Linked DNA regions of Mus musculus: region 1 is linked to region 2. A link is a loop called in an ENCODE intact Hi-C map of the cell type or tissue named here. Cell type or tissue: heart. All regions are shown on one strand. Each heading gives the region's core, and the rest is flanking DNA. Links, peaks and the distances in the headings are about the cores only.

Region 1 (11,113 bases), core at 1,220-9,219, 67 kb before region 2:
AGAGGCCATGGAGGGGTGATAGTTACCTGCTTGCTTCCCATGACTTGCTCAGGGCCACCAGCCCAGGGATGGCACTACCCACAATGGGCTGGCCCCTCCCCCATTTGTCACTAATTGAGAGAATGCCTTACAGCTGGAGCTCATGGAGGCATTTCCTCAACTGAGACTCTTTCCTCTCTGATGTCTCTAGCCTGTGTCAGGTTGACACAAAGCCAGCCAGAACAAGGAGGGTCTTCCATTTTTAGACTCCTCAGCACTGAGATTCTATCTAGGTAGTTGGAAGCTTTTGTTTTCATTTCAAAGACTCAAGTCATGTTGTCATTTGTCATGTCATCCCCCGACCCTTCAACTCCTAGAAATATACACCCCTAGACTTTGGTTGTAACTGGCTAAGACTTTGGAAGCTGTCTCCATTTTGGAGGAGACAAACTGGTAGAAGATAGTCATAAATATAGAAGGATCTCACTGTTGTGTCAAGGAAGAGCAAGCAAGCCACCACCATCAGCCAATCCTTATTTCTTAAGGCAGGAAAACCACTTCCTCTCTGCTTCATTTCTACTGGAAATCAGTCCAGTTTGCTTGGGCAACAATTAATATGTTTACCTGTGGTGGCAAAAAGGAACTTCTCAACTGCTACACAAACAAGATTTAGTATAACGAGTATTTTTGATTATCTGTTGTAGATAAACAGTATATGAGACAGAGTAAAACAAAACCTTGGACTTTGTTCTTAAAGGCTTAGACATGTTCCTTCTGGTGCTTAGAGTGGTATACTGGGATTAAGACTTCAATATATAATTTCATAGTGGATAAATGGAGTGGAGGAAAGATGGAGTGGGATGGTTTTATTGCATCTTAAGTAAAAATTATGAGACACAAATGCCGTGTGTCTGTCTGTCCATCTGCCTCTGTGTGTGTGTGTGTGTGTGTGTGTGTGTGTGTGTGTGTGTGTGTGTGTGTGTGTGTGAAAGGCTTGAAAAAGAATGAGGTGAATTATTGTGACCTCAATGTCATTACCAATTCTAAGAACTTTGAACTGCTTTTGTATTAGTGGCCCTTTAAGAAACTCTGACTAGATCCTTTTATGACTCATTACCCATGACTTTGATGCCATTTCAGGCTTTGTCAACATCTTCTGTAGTTACGAACTGACAGGAGGCAAACTGGAAGGAAAAACATTTTTGTAAATATATTCTATAGGCTTGTCTTAAACAAGTAGAGACAACATTCAACTAACATCTGCCTTCTCCACAGAATAGATTTGCTCACTGGCCCTGAGTAGTGAGATGTCTGTTCAGGTAGCAAGAGGCATTTATGACCACCATTCCCCATCTCTGAATTCAGTGTAGTCTATAACTGCCAAACAGGAGGTATTAGGCCTTCCCTCTTGCCAGCACCCCAGAAATATGTATCACTGAGCCAAGAGTGAATCATACACTGTGCAGCAATGCATTCTGGGCATTCCTCTTTGAACATAGGAATACTCTCAGGGTTACCTTGGAAGGTAGCTGAAAAAAAAAACACTACAAAATTAATTAATTAATTAAAAAATAAAAACCTCAAATGAACCAACAAGTCAAAAAAAAGTATAGATATAGTTAGACTGTTTCTTGCTGGTTGTGAAAATTAAAGCCATGGTGGAGTGCCCTTGGATTTGACCCCACGGCTAACATTTATGGTGGAAGGCAGGCAGCCATGGGAACTAAGGTCACAATCTTTTAAGATGAGCAAAACAGCTTCCCAAATAACGATATTGAAGATAGAGGTGGGCCAGAGCAGCAGCAAGCCTCTCTGTAGAGGCAGAACACAGTTGTAATGGGAGTTCTCAGGCTGGGTTTTCTCAGGTGGGAACAGCAGGATCTGGGAGGATTGCTGTGGTTTCCAGTCTCTTGTGTACCCAGGCACCACTGGGGTACCACTGCGAGTCGGGATGGGTTCTCTGGCCCATGCTTCCCCTCAGGGAGTCCATGAGCCAGGCAGGAAGGTGAAGGCTGAGCCCACAACGGGGTCTGAACCAGGTTTGGTGTGAGTGCCCAGAGTACAGAGGGGCTGGGAGAGAGGAGGCCTTCTCTGGGAGATTTAGTTGCAGTTCTTTATGACAAAGGCCTCCCCCGAAAGTGATCCTGGATGAAGAGACAGTCCTTGCTTGCCCAAACAGTTTTCATTTGATCGTAGATGTGAATGTATATATCTTACTCAAGGTGAACCAGGGATTAAATATCTTTTTTGGGGGAAGGAATGCTCAGGAAGGGAAGCTCATTGGCTGAACACTGAAACCTATCTAGATACCTCATTAGCATGGAGAACTCCAGGTTTTTTGTCTTACATTATTTTTTTTTTCAGGTAGAAGTAAGTGTGGGTGCTCAGAATCCCCCAGACAAGGTTAAGGAGGAGAAAACCTCCTAACAAGGGAGTCTCCCATTTTGTGCCTAGCTCAGGGACCATCTGGTCATGGTGGACTTGGATCTTAGTAGTTTTCCCACAGTTAGAGGCACATAGTCTGCTCAGGTGTGGGCCTCTCTACGATAAGAAAGGCCCAGGTTGGTAGCGTGTTTCATGCTTTCAGTGCCCCCAAACATGAAGAAATACAAAAATAGGATAATGAACATTGTGGTACATTCATTTTAAACTTTTCCACTAACTATATCACTATTTTTAACCGATGTGTAAACCTATATTTTATAAAATATAGAAGCAAATGAAATAGCAACTCACTGCCCATGACAGAGGCATAGCTTAAATGAAGTGTCTTGATGAACATGTAGGGACAGTTAGAGAATTCCAGTGCCTCTGTGTCAATCTCCTCTGGTATCTTTATCTAAACCTAAGGAGCAAGAAGGTAGGAAAGCCCTGCCTTCAGAACAGAGCCATAGAAAAGTCCGTGTGATTTTCAAGGCGAACCAGTTAGCGTTTACCCAGAAGAACTGGGGAATTTTAACTTGGCAGAAATGAATTACTCATTAGTGTCTCTCCTTCAAACGGAAAAACAAATTTACCTACATATTAAGTGGGAACATCTCCACAGCCTTCTACTCTCAGGTTTCTACAGACAGCTATTGAGGAGTGTTGTGACTATGTGGTCTCATCCCATGACATCGTGGTCCACAACACAGGGTTGTCCTCTTATGATCCCTCCGCTGTTCGCTCGATGCTTAAGTGCCTGCCCCTGCACATCTGGCCCTAGCAGATCTCTCCTGATTGGTCCTCACTCCAGATAGTCAGGTTCTGCAGCTTGTTTAGAGGAGACCAGGCCTGTTCAGGACAATATGGCCAGAGGCATGGCAGCTTATTTTAATGCTTGTAATGAGCAATCTGTAACAGGAGGGCCTTGCAACAGCCAACCCCAGTGAAGCTCTGCAATCTGCCTCTGAGTCTGCACTTCCGGCTTTGCTGGGGTCTAGTTTTCCATTACTCGAGTTGGACATTGATTAGGAACTGACTTATTACATTATCATTAGCTGAATTCTGTCCTCTCTTCTCTGAATTTATATATTGAAACCCTAACTACCAGCCATGATAGGACTATATTTAGATTTAGGTCTCTAAGCAAAAAATGAGTCATGAGAGTAGACTCCAATGCAGTAGGGAGAGAGGCACACACAGGCATGCAAAGGAAGACCAAGTTTCTATCAGGGGGAGCAGTCCGTCTATCAGCCAAGGGAGAAGTCTTCAGAGAAACTGACCCTGTAGATACCTTGACCCTGTAGATACCTTGATATTGAGATTTTGGCCTCTAGAATTGTGGGAAAATATATTTCTGTCATTTAAGCCATCACTTCTACAGCCCTGGCTGGCTAATACCCTACACAGGCAGCTTTCCTTCATAGTGTAGTATCCTGATACTGTCTCATGTCAGAAATTGGGATATCATGACATACCTGCAGGCTCCCCACACCAAGCCTGTCTCAGGATAATTCTTTTATTTCCTCCGTAGGCACTTATTGCTAATGTACAGATTGTACTATCAAATCTTGGAAGAGAAAGGAAGGGCTCAGCAAAAAAGAAAAAATGTGCTTTGACAACATGCAAGATAACTGATGACACCCAAGAAAAGAAGGTGGGAGGAAGAGAAGAAAAGGGTAAGGAGCAAGCTAGCTTAGCCACTGTTTTCTTGAATAGCGATTGGTTTTTGTTTTTGTTTTTGTTTTTTTTAAGTGTAATACAGCCAGGAATGGTGGCACACACCTTTAATCCCAGCTGGCAGACTGTTCAGAGCCATCTGTTCTCCTTAGCACTTAGCAAATTCCAGGACAGCCTGGGCTAAATAGACAGATTCTGTACAAAAAAGAAAAGTCTAAATCATATACTAGCAAGATGAAACAAATATAACAAACTCCCACAAGTCTGACCTTTATACCAACACACAAATAAGTAAGTCATTAAAAGCCATCTACCCAGCACTTGGGAGGCAAAGGCAGGCAGATTTCTGAGTTTGAGGTCAGCCTGGTCTACAGAGTGATTTCCAGGACAGCTAGGACTACACAGAGAAACCCTGTCTCAAAAAAACAAAACAAAACAAAACATCTAAAGTGCTGGGTATTGGTGCCACACACCTTTGATTCCAGCACTCAGGAGGCAGAGACAGATCAATTTTGTGTGTTCGAGGCCACCTTGATCTACAAAGTGAACTCCAGGACAGCCAGGGCTGTTACACAGAGAAACCCTGTCTCTAAATAAATAAATAAATAAATAAATAAATAAATAAAAGAGATTAACAATTTTTAAAGTTTAAGTCATTGCAGTACCTTCAGACCAAAACCATTATGGAAGATCACTGTGTACATGAAATTTTGAGTACACTAAGAAAGATAGTAAAGAAAATATATCAAGAAAGTACTTGCTTAGAACAAAGAAAATGGAATAAATCTTTGACTAATAAATAATAAACTATATTGTCCCTTATATAAATGTTGGCCAGACTAACAAACACATAAATACATGCTTACATAAACACACACACACACACACACACACACACACACACACACACACACACACACAAAGCTGAATTGTGTTTGGCTGGATAATAATAATGCAGATTGTCCATAGGCAGTAAATTCCTAACGATATCCAAGATGAGCTGAGTTCCGACCCACTGGTGCCAGCCCCTTCTTGATTAGAACTCCTTCATGAAAGAGAAGCCAAAACACCACAGAAATATGGGTGGAGCCGGGGGACACACAGCACAAGGAAGTTCTGAGGTTTCATATGTCCCCAGGGGAACTGGAGTCTTTACTTCCTTCCCAGCGACAGATTCTTGCTAGCTTCTTAAAAGTAGTGGCAGTTCCTAAGAACACACTAATAGAAAAGTTATTTCTTTTCCTGCTGCGGTTCCTTGGTGTTAAAACAGAACACCCTTGCATTCACTCAGACTCCTTTGCAAAGTGAACTGTCTCCTACTAGAAAAACCCCACTCTTGTGTCTATATCATGCCTGGTGGGTATGCTAAAACAGGATCTAACTGGCTCCTGGACCCTTACCCATGACCCAGAAACATCCCCTGTGGCCTGAATCCCAAACAGGCCAGCAAGTCCAAACATGGCCTGGCTGAGCCCTATGGCCCTAGGGCAATGAGCTGACGTGTTTGAGACATTAGCCCCAAGAACATGTGAGCAGAGACTGAAGCCAGGCAGAGGTTGCTCACCAGATTCCAGAAAACCTGACAGACTGGAAAGGCAGTCACAGCAGAGCACGACCAGGTGGCCATAAGCTGACCACTTAATATCACCTGACTTTACCCTTCTGGGGAACAGATCAGCAAGGACTTGAGCCACGTAACTCACCTGCCCTGAGCTTTAATTAAAGCTTGCTGCAAGCTTGATAATGTGCCCAGGCAACCATGCCCGACATGCTGGAGTGCTGGCTCATTCCCAGGGCCACAGTTAGTCTTTTGTTGTATTGTTCCAGGTTTAGAGCAGTGAATCAGACCATAATTGGCTTTGGAGGTTCTGCCTTGGTTGTTTGTGGGGTAGGAATCTTCATTTGTGATATTCAGTGAGTGTGCCACACGTTTGTGTGTACTTTTGGGCTAAGGCCCTTCCCCTCTCACCAGCCTGCTCTGAGCACGATAAGGAGGTTCGAGTAGGCAGTTCAGAAGGGTGGGGATTCTAGATGTCCTTGATTAGCATGATCACTCATGTCCACTCTTTCATTCGTAAGACTTTTTTTTTTCTGATTCAAGGACCTACAAGTGCTTTAATAAAATAATCGAGTATTTAACTTGGTTCAGGATTTAACTTTTTATTAATTTTATTTATTTAATGTATTTGTGCTCTGCTGCATATATATATTCTTATCTTAAGAGGGCATAGATTCCCCTATAGATGGCAGTGAGCCACCATGTGGTTGCTGGGAATTGAACTCATGACCTCTGGAAGAGCAGCCAGTGCTCTTAGCCACTGAGCCATCTCTCCAGCCCAAGATTTAACTTTGAAATCCAATTCATTCACAGCTTCTGTGATGCACCCACTCACCTGCATACCTACCAAAGGAGTCAGCACACTACTGTTGGTTTATTATGCACCCTATTGCAGAGCCAGTTTGGGGTGAGGATACAGGATCAGATCTCAAATCTAAGCCAAGATTTTGATGAACTCAAAGTATCAGGTTTTGAAGAAAATGTAGTTTTACACAACCTGTAAAGACTCTTTAAAGCACTGTCATGGTATGGCTGGGGTCCCTGGGGCTGAAACCTCATGACACCAAGTAGATGTATTTATTTACCCTGAAACTACTGAAATGTCAATGTCAAGTCCACACTTAAATTTTGTATAAACTGATTCTATTTCTTTCATTAAAAAAAAACCTCTTCATTGGAAACCTGTAAACTTCTGGCCTTGGGAAGCCTGAGCAAGGAACAATGCAACTATTCACAAGAACAGTGAAGGACACTTCCTCACCCTGACCTTATCCTGCCTTCCTGCAAGCATGCCAACAATGTGCTTTTGATAACATCCTGCATTTCTGAGTTTGTGGATAGACTATTCTAATGGACTATCTGAAAGTACTCTATTTAAATTCTTCACGTTACCCTTTTCATGCCATTTGTCTTGCTGTAATTTTATACAAATTTGCATAGTTTTGATTACTTGCTAACTTTCCACCCAAACTGAAAGGTACGAAAAGCTCATTTGACACCAAATTCTTTTTCACCTCTGCAGCTCCAGGTTCAGAACAGAGCCCAGCATACTGCACACACTCATCAGATATCTGTAGACAGAATCAATTATGAACATAAAAAAATAAGTAAATATAATGAGAACCAAAACATCATCATGATGAGGAATGACATATTAGGCTATTATAAAGTACATTCTCTGATAATTATTGCTATTCAACAGTGAAATAGGCTGTCTTGAAATGCAAAGAAAATCACTAACAAAAGTACATGCTCACTACCAGGCATGTTGAAGAGGAACATTTTATAGTGTTCAGAGTTAACTAAGATCAAGTGGAAATCTTGTTAAGTCTATGGCCATCGCAGCATAGCATTTATCTCTGTCACTGATGATGACCTAGATGGCTGTTGTGGGAGAAGACATTAAGGAGAACTGGACAGTTTTTGTTACGTGTTTATGTGCAATATGGGTGGGAACCAACAAAGTATGCAGAAAAGCGAGACTCATGTAAAACTGGGAATAACTCACAGTCCTTTCAGACAGGATGGAAAACCTACAATGTAAAGCACTTTGGGCAGCAAATGCCAGCTAACAGGCCTAGCGTGTCAGACAATACCTGACTAGCTCACAGGCTGTGGTTGTTTGAATAAGAATGTCCCCTATAAGCTCATGTATTTTCACGCTTAGTCATTAGGGAATAGCACTATTTGAAAAGTATTAGGAGGTGTGATCTCTGAGGAAGTGTGTGTGTGTGTGTGGGGGGGGGGGCTTTAAGGTTTTCAAAGCAGATAGAACCCAAGTATCTCTCTATACCTAAGGATTAGGATGTAGCTCTTAGTCACTGATCCAGTGAGTCTTAGTTAGGGTTTTACTGCTGTGAACAGACTCCATGACCAAGGCAACTCTTATAAGGACAGCATTTAATTAGGCCTGGCTTACAGGTTCAGAGGTTCAGTCCATTATCATCAAGGCAGGAGCATGGCAGAGTTGAGAGTTCTACATCTTCATCTGAAGGCTGCTAGGAGAAGACTGGCTTTCAGGCATCCAGGGACATTAAAACCCACTCCCACAATAACACACCTACTCCAGCAAGGCCACACCTTCTAATGGTGTCATGCCCTAGGCCAAGCATATATAAGCCATCACACAGTGTCTACCTACATGCTGCCATCCACACCATTAAAAATTTCTAAAACTGTAAGCAGCCCCCAACTGAATACTTTCTTTCATGAGCGTTGCCTTGGTTGTAGTGTCTCTTCACAGCATGCAACAGTAAGATACAGCTGAGAATTATACGGATAGTTTCAAAGGATTGCAAAATAAGAAATGTATGAGATACAGTGACCTACAGATCCTGAAACACTTGCCATTTCTAAATAAATAAATAAATAAATAAATAAATAAACAAACCTTTTCCAATCCCTTAAATAACCTCCACAAAGTGATTTGTTTAAAGACCCTATAATATAAAAGGATTCCCTAGACTCAAACTTGATAGTCATCATCAAGAGGACCCTGATAATTCCCTGTAGCACAGCTAACAATAAAAGAGAATTCAGTATTATTTTAACAAAATGCAAAAAAAAATCATAAAATTCACATTGATAACTCAATTAAAAATTGCAAGATCTAGAATAGGAAAATACTTCCACATTAGTCATCTCCTGCTGTGTAACAAACTACTCCAAAAGGAACATTTCTTCCTGTGTGGTTCCTGCCACTCAGGAATTCTTCTTACAGAACATAGTGGGGAATGCTTCTTTGGGATCTTCATTCTTTAACAACTAAGTTGGAAAAATGAAGAAGAATTATTCAAGGTCTCATTAATATATTTGTTTGCAATTGGTGCTGGCTATCAGCCACTTTTTGTGAGCAAAGCTCACCTTGTCTGTTTGCTTATTCCTTGTATGTGTCCTGGATAACAGGATAGTTAACATTAACTGGCACTAGGAATACCGCCCTTAGATGTTAAGGACTGGAGGTTTTATTTGTATATCTAGAGCAATGGTCTGTCCCACTTGAGTTTGTCAGGCTATTTTGCACAAAGATTGAGATTAATAGCACATGTCAGGTTTCAGTCTTAGGGCTTTAAGTTTTAGCTGCTTTGGCTGCATGCATAAAAAGATGTGTTTTGTGACCAGCACTCCAAATGCCTTGGTTCCTTGTACGTGCTCCAGTTGTTTACTGCTAGAGGGAATGAAAGTCTCATATCCTCTGAAGAAGGACTCCAGAGCCTGGGCTGGGGCTCTGTCCAGGCAAGATGTCAAACAGAAAATCATAACCATGAACTAGAAACAAGGCCAGGTAGCAGAAGGTGACATCTCGGTGATGCCAAGAACATTTGACTTAGAATTCAAGGCAACACTACCTACGGTGGGAAGAGGCCACTGAAAAGTCATCAAGCAGGGCACATGAACTGTGATGTGTGGACTATTGGGTATCGTCACACTACCTGGCACAAGAAATTATACCAGAGCAGTGCAATGAGGTGGCATCTTAGGTGGACCAATGGCTTGAAGACATTAAGAACTCTAAGAACACAGACTTTCATGTTCCTCAGTTAAGCTATTTTCTTAGTTAGGATGTCTATTGCTGTGAGGAAACACCGTGACCATAGAGCAAGTGGGAAAAGGAAAGGTTTATTTGGCTTACACTTCCAGGTCACTGTTTATCATCAAAGGAAGTCAAGACAGGAACACAAACAAGGCAGGAGCCAGGAGGCAAGAGTTGACACAGAAGCCATGGAGGGGTGTTGCTTACTGGCTTGCTCATCATGGATTGTTAAGCCTGCTTTCACACAGAACCCAGGACCACCAGCCCAGGCATGGTATCACTCATAATGGGCTAGGCCCTCCTATATCAATCACTAGTTAAGAAAATGCTCTATAGATTTGACTATAAGCTGATTTTATTGGGGTATTTCCTCCTCTGGAATTATTATAGTTTGTGTCTAGTCGACATAAATCTAGCCAGCACAGTTACCAGTTTGTGATAAGAAGAATAGAAAGATCTGGAAAAGAACCAAAACAGCGCATTTCAGATTGACCCTGGTATGTACGACTCTCTGTGCTTAGAGCTCTCTATTCTTGGTTTTATTTACCAGCTCAGTCTACTAAAAACTCTCATTCTGGTCAAATTGGCTAAACCTTAACCTTCCAGATTAATGTGCACATTTTTTTCTACTTTTTAATATCCACAAGCAAGATGTTTTACAGTTTATGCATTTGGATTTGATGGAATGAGGCAACTCTTTCTACATTCTGCAGCCCAAGGTCACCTGGAACTCACTATATAGCAGGGATTCAGCCAAAAAACTCCAGGTTCAGTGAAAGATCCTGTCAAATAAATAGATAGATAGATAGATAGATAGATAGATAGATAGATAGATAGACAAAAAACAAACAAACAAAAACCAATAAGATGCTGGTTAGATGGCTACCCTAAAGCACCTGCCATGGCAGCTGGAAAGCCTCAGTTCAATTCCTGGAATCCAAGTGAAGGTACAAGGAAAGGACTGAGTTCACAGAGGTGTCCTCTGATGTCAGCAGATGCACCCTGGCATGTGCACACCCTCCCCCACAGACCATACAAACCAATAATAATAAATAAGGAAACTTTAAATAACAACAAATAGAGGAATAGCGGATAAAATCCAACATGTACTTCTTGCCCTCATGGAGTGCATGTGCACACACACACACACACACACACACACACACACACCCCGCAAATAAGCACCATCCACCACATGCATACCCATAAAATAATAACACAACTTACTGAAAAAGAAAGTGAATGTAACATTATGAGATGTTTATGGTAGATCACTATAGTTGGGGGGAAATCAAGATGCAGAATGTATGTATAAAATTATCTGACTTTCACTAAATGGAAAATTTCCCCCACATCATACAGAATTTGAATAGAAAGTCATTTGGACTAACACTTAGTAGCATTGTCTCTAGATGGCAGAATTAACACAATAAGTTTCTGAG
Region 2 (11,113 bases), core at 1,556-9,555:
ACAATGCCAAGAGCAAACTCTCTAAACGTTCCCCCAGCATTAGCACACTTCTTCTGAATTTGTCTTGACGGCTGTTTCCTCATTGTTAGATTCCTCTCTTCTTTCTCAATATGACACTTCTCCACTCCAACACTATAATAATAAGACTACAAACATTACAGCAGATCAAATTTGGAGGGAGGCGTGAGAAAATCTGGGGAGCCTTCCACTCGAAGCCTCTTCTGTTAATGTCTGTCACAGTCTCTCATTACCAGAGAACAGAACTCACAGTGAGAGCTTCTGTCATAATGCGGGTGAAAAATAACAAGCTGGATTTTAAAGAGACAGTTATTATTGTACTTGTTTTTGGTTGGGCATAGAAATAAGCCATCAAGGAGCATGTATATTGTGCATAAACACAGATATACAGTTTTGCAAAGGAAAATTGTATTGTCATAGAAGTGTGACCATAAAGTAACGAGATTAATTTCCTTGCCACACATGTGGAAACCACTTATCATTCTGTGCATGGACATTTTCTGTAGTTGTGCCTCAAATACAGCAACATTTAAATAGCTAGCCTCGCAAATTTACCAGAGCCCTTTCTCAAGTCAACACCCAACCAGGTTAGCTTTAGGATTCTCATGAATGCTCCGAAACCTCCATGTCCATGACTATAATAGCCAGGTTTGGCAGACATGAAGTATGAGAGTACAAAACACAGAAAGAGCCAAACTGAGGGGGCAGCCACCTACCCCTATGGGCTCTGTTGGCCTCTGGCCAGTTGAACTAAGAGCTCAGAAAGTTTCTGTCCCCGTGCCTCTGACACCTGGAAGTCTGACATTCTTCACCAGGCAGTTTATTGATGTTATCTCTAATCCCTACAGCCACTCACAAATGTGCCCATTATTATCATCATTACCGAGTTACAGATGAGGAATAGACTCAAAAAGGTTAAACGACTCGCCTAAGGGCCCACAGGCACTAAGTGAGCACAGATTAGAACTTCTGTCTAATTACTAATCTTCTGTCTCATTACCAAGCCTGTGACTCAAAGACAAAGCCCTTCATGCCACAATTAACGCTGAAAATGTAAACAGGGGTGCCAGAGGATGCTTAAGAGCTTGTAGCTCACAATGAAGATAACCAGAAGTAACCAGAAGTCCAGTGGGCCTAAGTGTGTAGCACAGCCTCCCACAGCTCTGCCCAAGGATGCTCAAAGAAGTCTGCTTTAATTCCATCCACTGAGACAAAACTTGCTTTCATTCTGGGTCTTCAAAGGTAGCAAACACTGTTAAATTGCCCAGTTGACATATGGGAAATACTGTCAAGAAAATACCTAAATTATCAAAGGGAACTAAATTTTTTGTTTGTTCTGACAGAGTGCATTGGAGCTGTGTTCCCCTTCTCTTGCAAATGCCCTCTTGGCTCTTGGTCTCTCACAACCTTAGTCCCTTTTCATAGATAGTTCTACAGAGTGGAAGCAGCATTCTCAACGAGTAGATGTCAGCTGGGGTTCAGCCTGGTTGAGTTCAGTTTTGGAGGAAGACAACCCCAAGGTCTTTGATGTTATAAATGCTGAGGTATCATGCCCAGTCAAGCTTTCAGGAAACATACCAAGTTAGTCTTAATAGCTTCCTCCCCAAACACCAAAAATAAAAACAGAGAGAGAAAGAAGGGGGAGCAGAAAGATGACCAGAATAACATCTGGGGTCGCTGTCAGCCCCGCTCAGAACCCTTGTCTCTGTGTATCCTGTTCTGTGTGTCCTTGCCTCTGTGTGTACTGCTTAGCTCCAGGGATATCTAAAGTCGGAGGCCACTAAGACCTCAAGTCTACGAAGTAGTGATTCATAAAATTAAGAAAGAGAAACCAGTACTGACAACACTGTTAGGCAAAATTGTATTAAAATGCAACAATGTCAAAGGCTTCTGGTGGGGGAGTGGCTATTTGTTAAAGTAAAATTATTCTAATCACAAGGGATTGTCTTACTTTGATGCTTCTCATACTGATTCTTCGGTAACAACACCAACATCAACAGAAAGGAAATAAAGAGGGGGAGGGGCTTGCTATTAGTGCAGCTCAAAATCCCAGAGCTGGAATATGGACTTTCTCTCCAATGACAAAGTGACTCATGATATAGATGGCATCAGATTTTATTTGTCTGATGTTACAGGTCAGACACGTGAAATCTGACACAACAGAAAGAGCGTAAAGAAAGGCAATCTGAATTTAAAATTCAAAAATAGTATATATACTATTTTTGAATATATACTATTTTGACTTGGGTCCTAATCCTTATGAATTTAACCAGGTAATTTCAGCTAGTTAGGGGAAAGGGGTGGTGTCATATCCCTAAAATCTCAGTGTTGAGGAGGCTGGAACATAACACTAATTGTCTAAAAAGGAAATTACTTGGTTTACCTCTTCCACATAGGACACAGTCTACCTGGGTTAGCATATCAGAAACCATTTTGACAAGTGTGTATCCTCAGGGCCTATCTTATTACTGTAACTCAATAAATCATGACCAAGTCTTAAACAAGTGCCCTGGCCTCAGTTAACCAATCTATACAATGATATTCTTGCATAAGTGATCTGCAAAGCTCTTCCAGATTTTAAAAGTATGTATTTATAGGATAAAAGAAATGATTGCTCAATATATAAGCACAAAAATTATGGTATATCCATAGAAATGGATTAATCATCTCTCAGCAATAGATATAAAAAAAGAATGAACCTTAGCTACACACAACAATGCGGATGAATCTATAAATATTTGTGCTGAGTGAAATAAACCAGACAAGAAAAAAAAAAAAAGGAGAAAAAAAGCTTTCATTTACATAAAACCCTAGAAGGAGGACCCTAGCAAAGATAAAGAGATTTTTCCCCCTGGGGCATTGTGAAACTTTCAGGACGAGAGATGTGATTGAGCTGATAATTTCCCTGAGTAAATGCATACGTCAAACCTTATGACACTCTACACTTTAAGTATGTGACATTTACTATGCAATTCAGTCTCAACAAAGTTATCGAAAGAAAAGAAAGGAAACAGACAAGGAGCTGGGGGAGTTTGGAGATCTGCAAAGATAGCTGGATGGAAAATCTAACTGCAGAAGATGACTCAGAGGACAGGAAGAAGGTGGAGCTCCTGGCCAGAGCAGAGGATGCATAAACGCAGAAGGGTCTGCCGGCATCCTAACTGCTCCTCTTCAAAGGCCAGAGAAGCAATCTGGAAGCTATAAAAGCAAAGCCCAGGCTGTGGTCTGCACAAGCTGAACAACAGAAGGCCTTGCTGGCTGCCCAGCCATCAGCTTTGGCTGCCAATATCGCCATAGATGCTGTTAGGCTTGTTCTAGAGCTGAGCAACGACTGGGCCTTCTCCATGCCAATCACATTCAGCTCAGGCTGTCATCAAGCTTTTAGACCTTAACACTCCGGGAAGACCTCGTTTGCCCAATATTACCTTGGCTAGCCAAAAGAAGTCTCAACACACGGTCGTGTTGAGGATTAGTTTCGGGTTCTTCTGGAAATGTTCCCAGCTCTCCCTCTCCCCTGCTACAGAGACCAACCAATACTGTCTGCCTCTTTTCTTCTGTCCTCTCAGTTAGCCAACAAGCTGGGGAGCTGTAGGGAATTGTCACACTGTGATCTCTGCTTTCTTCAGGCTAAAGAACTTTACTAGAAGCACTGGCAGAAAGTTAAATTGGATAAAGATCAAAGTTGATAAGATTCCTAGTAAGCCCACAGTTGGTCCACTTTAAAGGCGACAGTCCCATTCACTTCTGATTAAAATGGAAATTGTCTATAAAGAACCTCCTTGGGACAAAGTTGAATGACGGAACTAGATTAAGCAAGCAGTTCATTACCCTTAAGTGAAAAATGAACAAAGTCATCATTCAGAGGAAGTAATGGGGTCCTGATGGTAACATGGTAATTAAAGAGACACAACCTAAATTTATCCGAGCAGCTCTGAAGATCCTCCAGGGCACTGAAATTAGAACATGGTTCCCTCCACATACAAACTCTCCTCAGACTATCTCTCATCAGACTGGGGCCACTTGCCTGTGTGGACGCAGTTACCTTGGCATATCACAGAACACATGCTATGACTGGATTGTGCCTGTGGCCACCAGTTTGATCTGGCTGGCTTTAGATGCACTTACTTCGGTCTAGGCCTCACTGCCCGATGCGGGAGTCTGCTCCATCTGACTGGTCCTTGGAAGGCATGCATTTGCACAACACCCACCCCCGCTTATTACTGCCTTCCCATTTTCCAACTCCATAAAAGATCATCAGTTCAATAAAAATCTTATCTCTGCCACTTATTAAAGAAGAGCACTGCTAATGACATAGAAGCCGGAGGCAGTATTAATTAGACTCTAGACCATCGCCATGGCTCTTGTTTCTCCTCTCATCCTTTCCTAGTTCATAGAACATGCAGCCTTGGTTACAGTAAAGACTTTCTTAGGGAAAAAAAAAAAAAAAACAGTAGAAGAAGAATCCAAATCCCAACAGCTGGGACTTCCCACTCTCTTATGAATCCTGATGAGCCCTATAGTTTGATGAAAAGAATAATAATCTCAAAGATTACTTAGAAATATACGGGAGCTGGAGAGACAGCTCAGTAGTTACGAGCACATACTGTTCTTTCAGAGGACCCAGGTCCAGTTCCCATCACCCCAGTTGAGCAGCTCACAAACACTTGTAACTCCAACTCAAGGGGTTCTGACACTGCTGGCCTCTTGGCCACAGCATTCACATAGTCACACCCAGTGGAGATGAAAACACATCCGCATAGTTAAAAAGCATAAAGTAAATCTCAAAGAAATTTGGACACGCTTTGTTCTAGCTCCTTACTCATTAGTTGGGGGAAGGAAAAGTTAGGGGTAGTAGAATTCTTCCTTAATATATGCGGATGGATACATAGAACGACCATGGGCACCCATGTTATAATAGACAACAGAGTTTATGCTTATGGTCTAAGTTAACCATAAATAAGCAAAACAAGCCACCCAAACTTCCCAACGCACACTCCAATCTCTGCTTACGGAGGCACTCAGTTGCTGCTACGATTCCAACCTTTTCCCTTCTAACCTTCAGTACCAAGCTCCTGCAGGTATACTAAGAATTAAAAAGAAACATTTTAATTTTCTTAAATGAAAAAAATCCAGGAAATTTAATAAAACAAAGTATTATAATTCTCAATCATTGAGATTTCTCAAGCCTGGCAGTGTGTAATTAAATAGACATCAGCAAATGAACCGTAGGGTGAGGTTCAAGGCGTGCATCGGATGGAGCAGAGTTAAGGAGGAGGCTCACCTGAGGAAGGGAACCTGGAGAGAGATGCTCAGCTGTGAAGTGCCCCCAAGAGCTGGGCCATAATTATAAACTAAGATGCACGAAGAGTTCTTTCAAATCTTGGTGAAGAGCTCATTTCTGAAGCCATGCTGCCTGCATCCCGTTGCCATGGCTGCCTGCATCCCGTTGCCGAGGCTGCCACTGCCACTGCAGAACCCAAAATGAAACTCATTTTAGCTACATCTTCTTGTAGCTCTCTCACCTTTCCTAGGAAAGAATTTTCTTTGGAGAATCTAAAAGTTGAATGGATCAGTAATACATACTTTCAAAGATAGAAAGCAAGAAAAAAAAAAACCTCAGTTGAGTCTCTCTCACAAACTAACTAAAGAGGCACCACTAAACACGAGCCATGCTGTCAGAGTTGTGGCTGTCTGCTCTTGAAGTAGGAATGTGATGGTGGGAATATGGGTACCAAAAAGTCAGGACTCCTACTAATGCTCAGTCGACCCCTTGTCCTAAACTAGCATAGAACCTATGAGAGCTCAGGCCTGACTCTCAAAACTCTCACACTACTAGAGAATGTCAGGAAAAGGTACTGCCCAGCTTTGTGTATAATGTTGTTTTTTTGCTAAGTGAAGTCTCTTCATTTTCAGTAGTCTGTTGAGAGATTTAAACCTACCCCAGTGTTCAGTAGCAAACAATTTTTTATTAACTTTCTTCATATGTTTTTATTTGTTTTAATCAGCTTAACATTAAATCTTTCTACATCGCTGAAGAAGAGGGACTTCCTGTTTGAGCCTCGGACAGCAAGAGGCTGGATCTGTCTGTAGTTTGGAGTACAGAGGAAAGCTAAGGAGAAATCTGCCCAGACAGACCCTGGTAGAGCTGTGGAGTGACTCTGCTGCCCCCTAGTGGATTTGTTCACCTGGAACACACTAGGCAAATGCCACTGGTTTAGGATTGGTTACAACAACCAATATTTTGAGATCTTTTGAGTTCCCAACACATTTTCTTTTTGCGCTCATACCAACCCAAGGATAGTTCTGCTGTGACTCCAGTCCTGGTGGCAGGCTTCCCGTGACCCTCATCTCCGTGCCATACATATTTCGTGAGCTCTAGTCTCAGTGGTGTGATAAGCTACAGACAGTTTTACGCCTGAGCTGCAGTCCTTTCTCAATCATCAGATAGCTCTCGAACGTCTAGATAAGACTTCAAACAGAGGGGGAGAATGTTCTGAGGGTAGACGAGAGTCGGTGGAAGATTTATACCTCCTGAAACAGATCAAAGAAGGCCTTGTAGAGAAGAATGTTTGAAGATGTGCTTTGCAACTTCGGAGGATATTGCCACGTGGAGGAAGAAAGTACTGAAAACAGAGCACACAACATAAGCCCATGGCGCAGCGAAGTCTCAAGGAACTCTGCGGAGAGCCCGTGATAAAGATAAGAGTCAGGGTAATAAAGTGTAGACAAAATCCCATGTGCCCTCCAAATGGTTGAGCCACTGGTGTCTTCTAGAACAGGTAAGATGTGATCACATTGGCGATTTCAGAGGATCTTGCAGGCAACATGGTTAGACAAGGAGTGTAGTGCAGAACCCAGAAGAAGAGAGAGAGAGCAGAGGCTAAAATAGTATTGTCCAGTAAGAGAGGCAGCCTGAGCATGGCAGACCTTTTTTATTTTATTTTATTTTATTTTATTTTATTTTATTTTATTTTATTTTATTTTATTTGAGACAGGGTTTCTCTCTGTGGCTTAGGCTAGCCCAGAACTTGCTCTGTAGACCAGGCTGACCTCGAATTCAACAGAGATCTGCTTACCTCTGCTTCCTGAGTGCTGGGATTAAAGGCACATGCCACTGCCATTTGGCTGTGTTGGCGGACTCTTAAGGTCTATTTCCGATAGGTATATGATATGATAGACTTGAAATATGTTAGCTATAGAGACTGGGGGAAACAGGGATTTTTGTCAAGCTTCCAGCTATGTCTGCATTAGGATTCTCATGGCACTGTTGTGACAGGGAAAGGTTGAGAGAGGTGGGTGCTGAGCTTTGGCTTTGGGTCACATCGAGTTTGCAGCTAGACATAAATCAGGGGGAGCCGGAAATGCACATCTAGGCTTCATGGCCCATATGCCCATTTTGTATGTAGACATTGAAGCTTAGAAATGCTGGATGTTGCCTCTATTCAGGTACCTACGTAATAGAGGTTTTAGGCAGGCTTATGTATGGTCTTAGCCTAGTACCAGAAATGGAAAAGAAAAAAATGCCACTCTAATATACAAACGGCAGAGAGGGTAGAGAAGGGCGGAGCCCGAGAAATCCCAGATTCGAAGGACGGCAGAAGACCTCTGAGCCGGAAGAGGAGGGGAAAAGGCAAAGCCCACACTCTACCAAGGGAGAAGAGAAAGCTATGGGAAGTCAGGGACAGGGAACAAGACAGAAAACATTCGGATGAATTTAGACTTAAGGACAAGACGCCAAAGGAACTGCAGGATGAGGCAAAGCCTTCTTGGGGGTGGGGTGGGGGTGGGGCGTGGGCAGGGGTGTTTCATATACTGGAGGACTTTAAATTGTTTATGTGCAAAATTAAAGGTGGTTCTTATGGACAAGAAGAGGCTAGAATTGAGTGGAGTTAGATTAGAGAGAAGGTGTGGAATCATTTCCTTCAGGGACTGCTTCCATTTAGTCCTCTAAAATAGGAGGACAAAAGGAAACCCAAAGGAAGAAAGCGCTCCTTCGAAAGCAGCACCTTAGCTTATGGAGCAGTGTTTCCCGAGCAAGCACACAGGCAGAGGCCTCTCCCGATACATCCATACTAACTGGGGTTGAAAAGCCGGAGCCTTTTCTACACTATTCAGCGCAGACCAAAGAGAGTTTTACTTGCTTTTTATTTTCAGGTTTTTATTTTGCTCTCTTTCAACCTTGAGTTAACAACTGAAAACATCAGACACAAAGGGACATGAAAGGAAAGGGCATTCCATTTCATCATTAGCTCGGCCTTCCAGGAAATAGAACCACTAACAGCCACAATAAGCCTCCAATAGCTTCCACCTCAACTCTTCACCTCCTGGTTCTGCTGGACCAATGAGGGACCACTGAGATTCCCCACAACAACAGAGTTCAACCCTGTGCAATTGACATCCCAGAAGGTAAAAAATAAATTGCTACCTATTCTTCACTTCACCTTAGATAGAGTCCTCTGCCTAAGCAAGAGTCTGGAAAAAAAAAAAAAGATAGCAAGTCTACTCTTTAGTCTTCGTCACTCCGGAGTATATTGAGTAGTGGATAGAATTATTTCTCTAATATTCTAGTGCCTACTTCCTTATCTTTCTATGTTACCTTTATCTTAAGAAAACACCAGATCTGGGTGGCTGTATGAGGGAAGCTTTGGTTTGAGTCTTATCAAGGGGAAGAAAAATGAAAAGATTTTTCTGCCTGAGCCATCTGCTTTCATGAATGCTTGATAAATGCCACACACATTCTTCACCTTAAACTCCTTTCCAATGTACCTACTCTATACAGTTCTACAAATGGCAAGTGACAGGTGTGACAAGTGCCAGGTGTCTCTAGCTTTGAAAGAGCTAAGTCCTGTCTTAACACCAAACGTATAGTTCAGTCCCCAATTGTCCTGCTTAGCTTTAGCTGTCAACTTGGCCAGCCACAATTATCTAGTAAGAGAATCTCCTTTGAGAAATTGTCTAGATCTTGTGGGCATGTCCTCTGGGGGTTGTCTTAGTCATTAACTGTTGTTAACAGCACAGCATAGGTAGTGCCATTCCTAAGCAATTGTCTATGCTCTGTGTATGAGAGCTGAATATATAAGCCTGCCTGGCAGCCAGCAAGCACTCTCCTCCACAGTTCCCACCATACCTCTTTGCCTGTAGAGAGAATTCTTGGTTGGAGCTGATAATGTTTAGAATACGAAGCATGCCTATCTTCAGGTTGTTGCCTTGACTCCCCAGAAACCTGACACTGTAAGCTGAAAGACTCCTCCCCCCCCACCCCCCCAGAGTTGAATTTGGTCAGGTTATTGGTCACAGCTGCAGAAGTCAGCAGAGACAATCATGGGGGTGTCTAGCTGCAGAATCATGTTCCACCTGCGTCCCTGTCCCGCGGCTGTACATCTTCCTTTTGGCCTCTAGTTGATCTTTCCTTCCTCTTCTATTTCAAATTTCTTATCTTTCCCTTTGAAGATGAACATTCTTTAAAAGAAACCAGGACGTTTTAGATGAGAAGGGCTACTTTTGAAACAAAAGAAATCTTTCAATTGCATCTCTTTCCATGACTCTCAAGGTTGCATATTGTGACAAGAAGATTGTTTGATAGCGACAAGGGAGATGTCGCCCTCTAATGGAGAAGACATTTTCAGGCACTTAACTGCTCAGCTATGTCATCCTGGGTCAGTCAGCTGTTTACGCTGACAGCGCTTCATCAATCACACTCTCTCATATTTTTTTCCTCAAACCAAATTTCGATTCTATATTTTACCTTGAGAACGAGTTACTCACTTTGACTTCTCTGTTTCCTCAGGGAATTTTTTTTAATAAATTATGTTCATTGTTATTAAGTTGATATTCAGAAAGTATATAGAGATGAGAACAATAAAATCTTCCAACTCAAAATAGCATTAACCTCTTGGTTTTTTTTTTTAATGTCCTAAGGATCCAATCCATAGCTTCGTGAATGCTAGACAAACACTCTCCCACTGAGCTACATCCCTGGTAACATTTAATCCTGTGACTCTATCACAGAGCTACATCCCCAGTAACATGTAGACACTGTGAGACTTCTCTGCAGCCACATGAATGAACATATAAGCACATACAATTTTGGATTGCTTTTATTTCTATTTTATTTTAATTTTTAATACAGTATTTCTGATTATGGTTTCCCCTTCCCTAACTTCTCCAATATCCTCCCTACTTCCCCTCCTTTCTGAATCCACACCCTTTCTGTATCTTATTAGAAAGCAGGCATCTAGGAAATAGTAATAAAATAAAATAAACGCAGACAAACTGGGATAGTACAAAACAAATAAATAGAAGAAAAAGAGCCAAAGGGAAAACACATATAGACTCAGACATACATGTTTGTACGTACAGGACACTTATAAAAACACAAAAATGAAAAACATAATATATACATAAAGGACCTGTGGAGGAGGAAGGGGGAAGAGAAGAGGAGGAGGAGGAAGAGGAGGAGGAGGAGGAGGAGGAGGAGGAGGAGGAGGAGAGACAGAAGCGGAGAACATCTAAGAACATCTAAAGATGACACTGACTTTCGTTTTGTGTTGGCCATCTACTGCTGGGCATTAGGACTGCCCTTAATAATGGTTTGGATAAGTTTGGAGCTAAGACGAAAGGATGGACCATCCAGAGACTTCCCCACCCAGGGGTCCACCCCATAATCAGTCACCAAAAGCAGACACTATTGCATATGCCAGCAAGATTTTGCTGAAAGGACCCAGATGTAGCTGTCTCCTGTGAGGCTATGCCAGTGCCTGGCAAATACAGAAGTGGATGCTCACAGTCATCTATAGGATGGAACACAGGGCCCCCAGTGTAGGAGCTTGAGAAAGTACCCAAGGAGCTGAAGGGGTCTGCAACCCAATAGGTGGAACAACAACATGAACTAATCAGTACCCCCAGAGCTCGTGTCTCTAGCTGCATATGTAGCAGAAAATGGCCTAGTCAGCCATCATTGAGAAGAGAGGCCCAGTACAGGGGAACGCCAGGGCCAAGAAGTAAGAGTGAGTGGGTAAGGGAGCAGGGCGGGGGGGGGGGGGTATAGGGGACTTTTGGGATAGCATTTTGAAATTTAAATGAAGAAAATATCTAA

What was found. Peaks named below come from ENCODE experiments on the same cell type or tissue, not always from the same donor. Only the 100,000 strongest peaks of a DNase experiment are listed, where the experiment ranks them.
Region 1: it touches region 2 in a loop (4-fold over the local background); 7 of 42 quality-filtered maps call a loop at or near these places.

Annotation. Positions count from the first base shown.
Region 1 is chr1:51,524,663-51,535,775 of GRCm38, forward strand. All of the region lies in intron 3 of Gm17767 (predicted gene, 17767), which reads right to left. Among named protein-coding and RNA genes, the nearest start is that of Nabp1, 52 kb to the left of the region's middle. In heart, for the core only: no CTCF peak of the experiment used is centred there; a DNase peak (open chromatin) is centred at 5,169; H3K27ac peaks cover 2,513 bases.
Region 2 is chr1:51,591,002-51,602,114 of GRCm38, forward strand. It overlaps Gm17767 (predicted gene, 17767), which reads right to left and starts at 5,717. Exons shown (of 4, transcript NR_151621.1): 1 at 5,300-5,717. In heart, for the core only: CTCF peaks have their summits at 6,196 (motif pointing left) and 6,398; a DNase peak (open chromatin) is centred at 6,180; H3K4me3 peaks cover 593 bases; H3K27ac peaks cover 1,114 bases.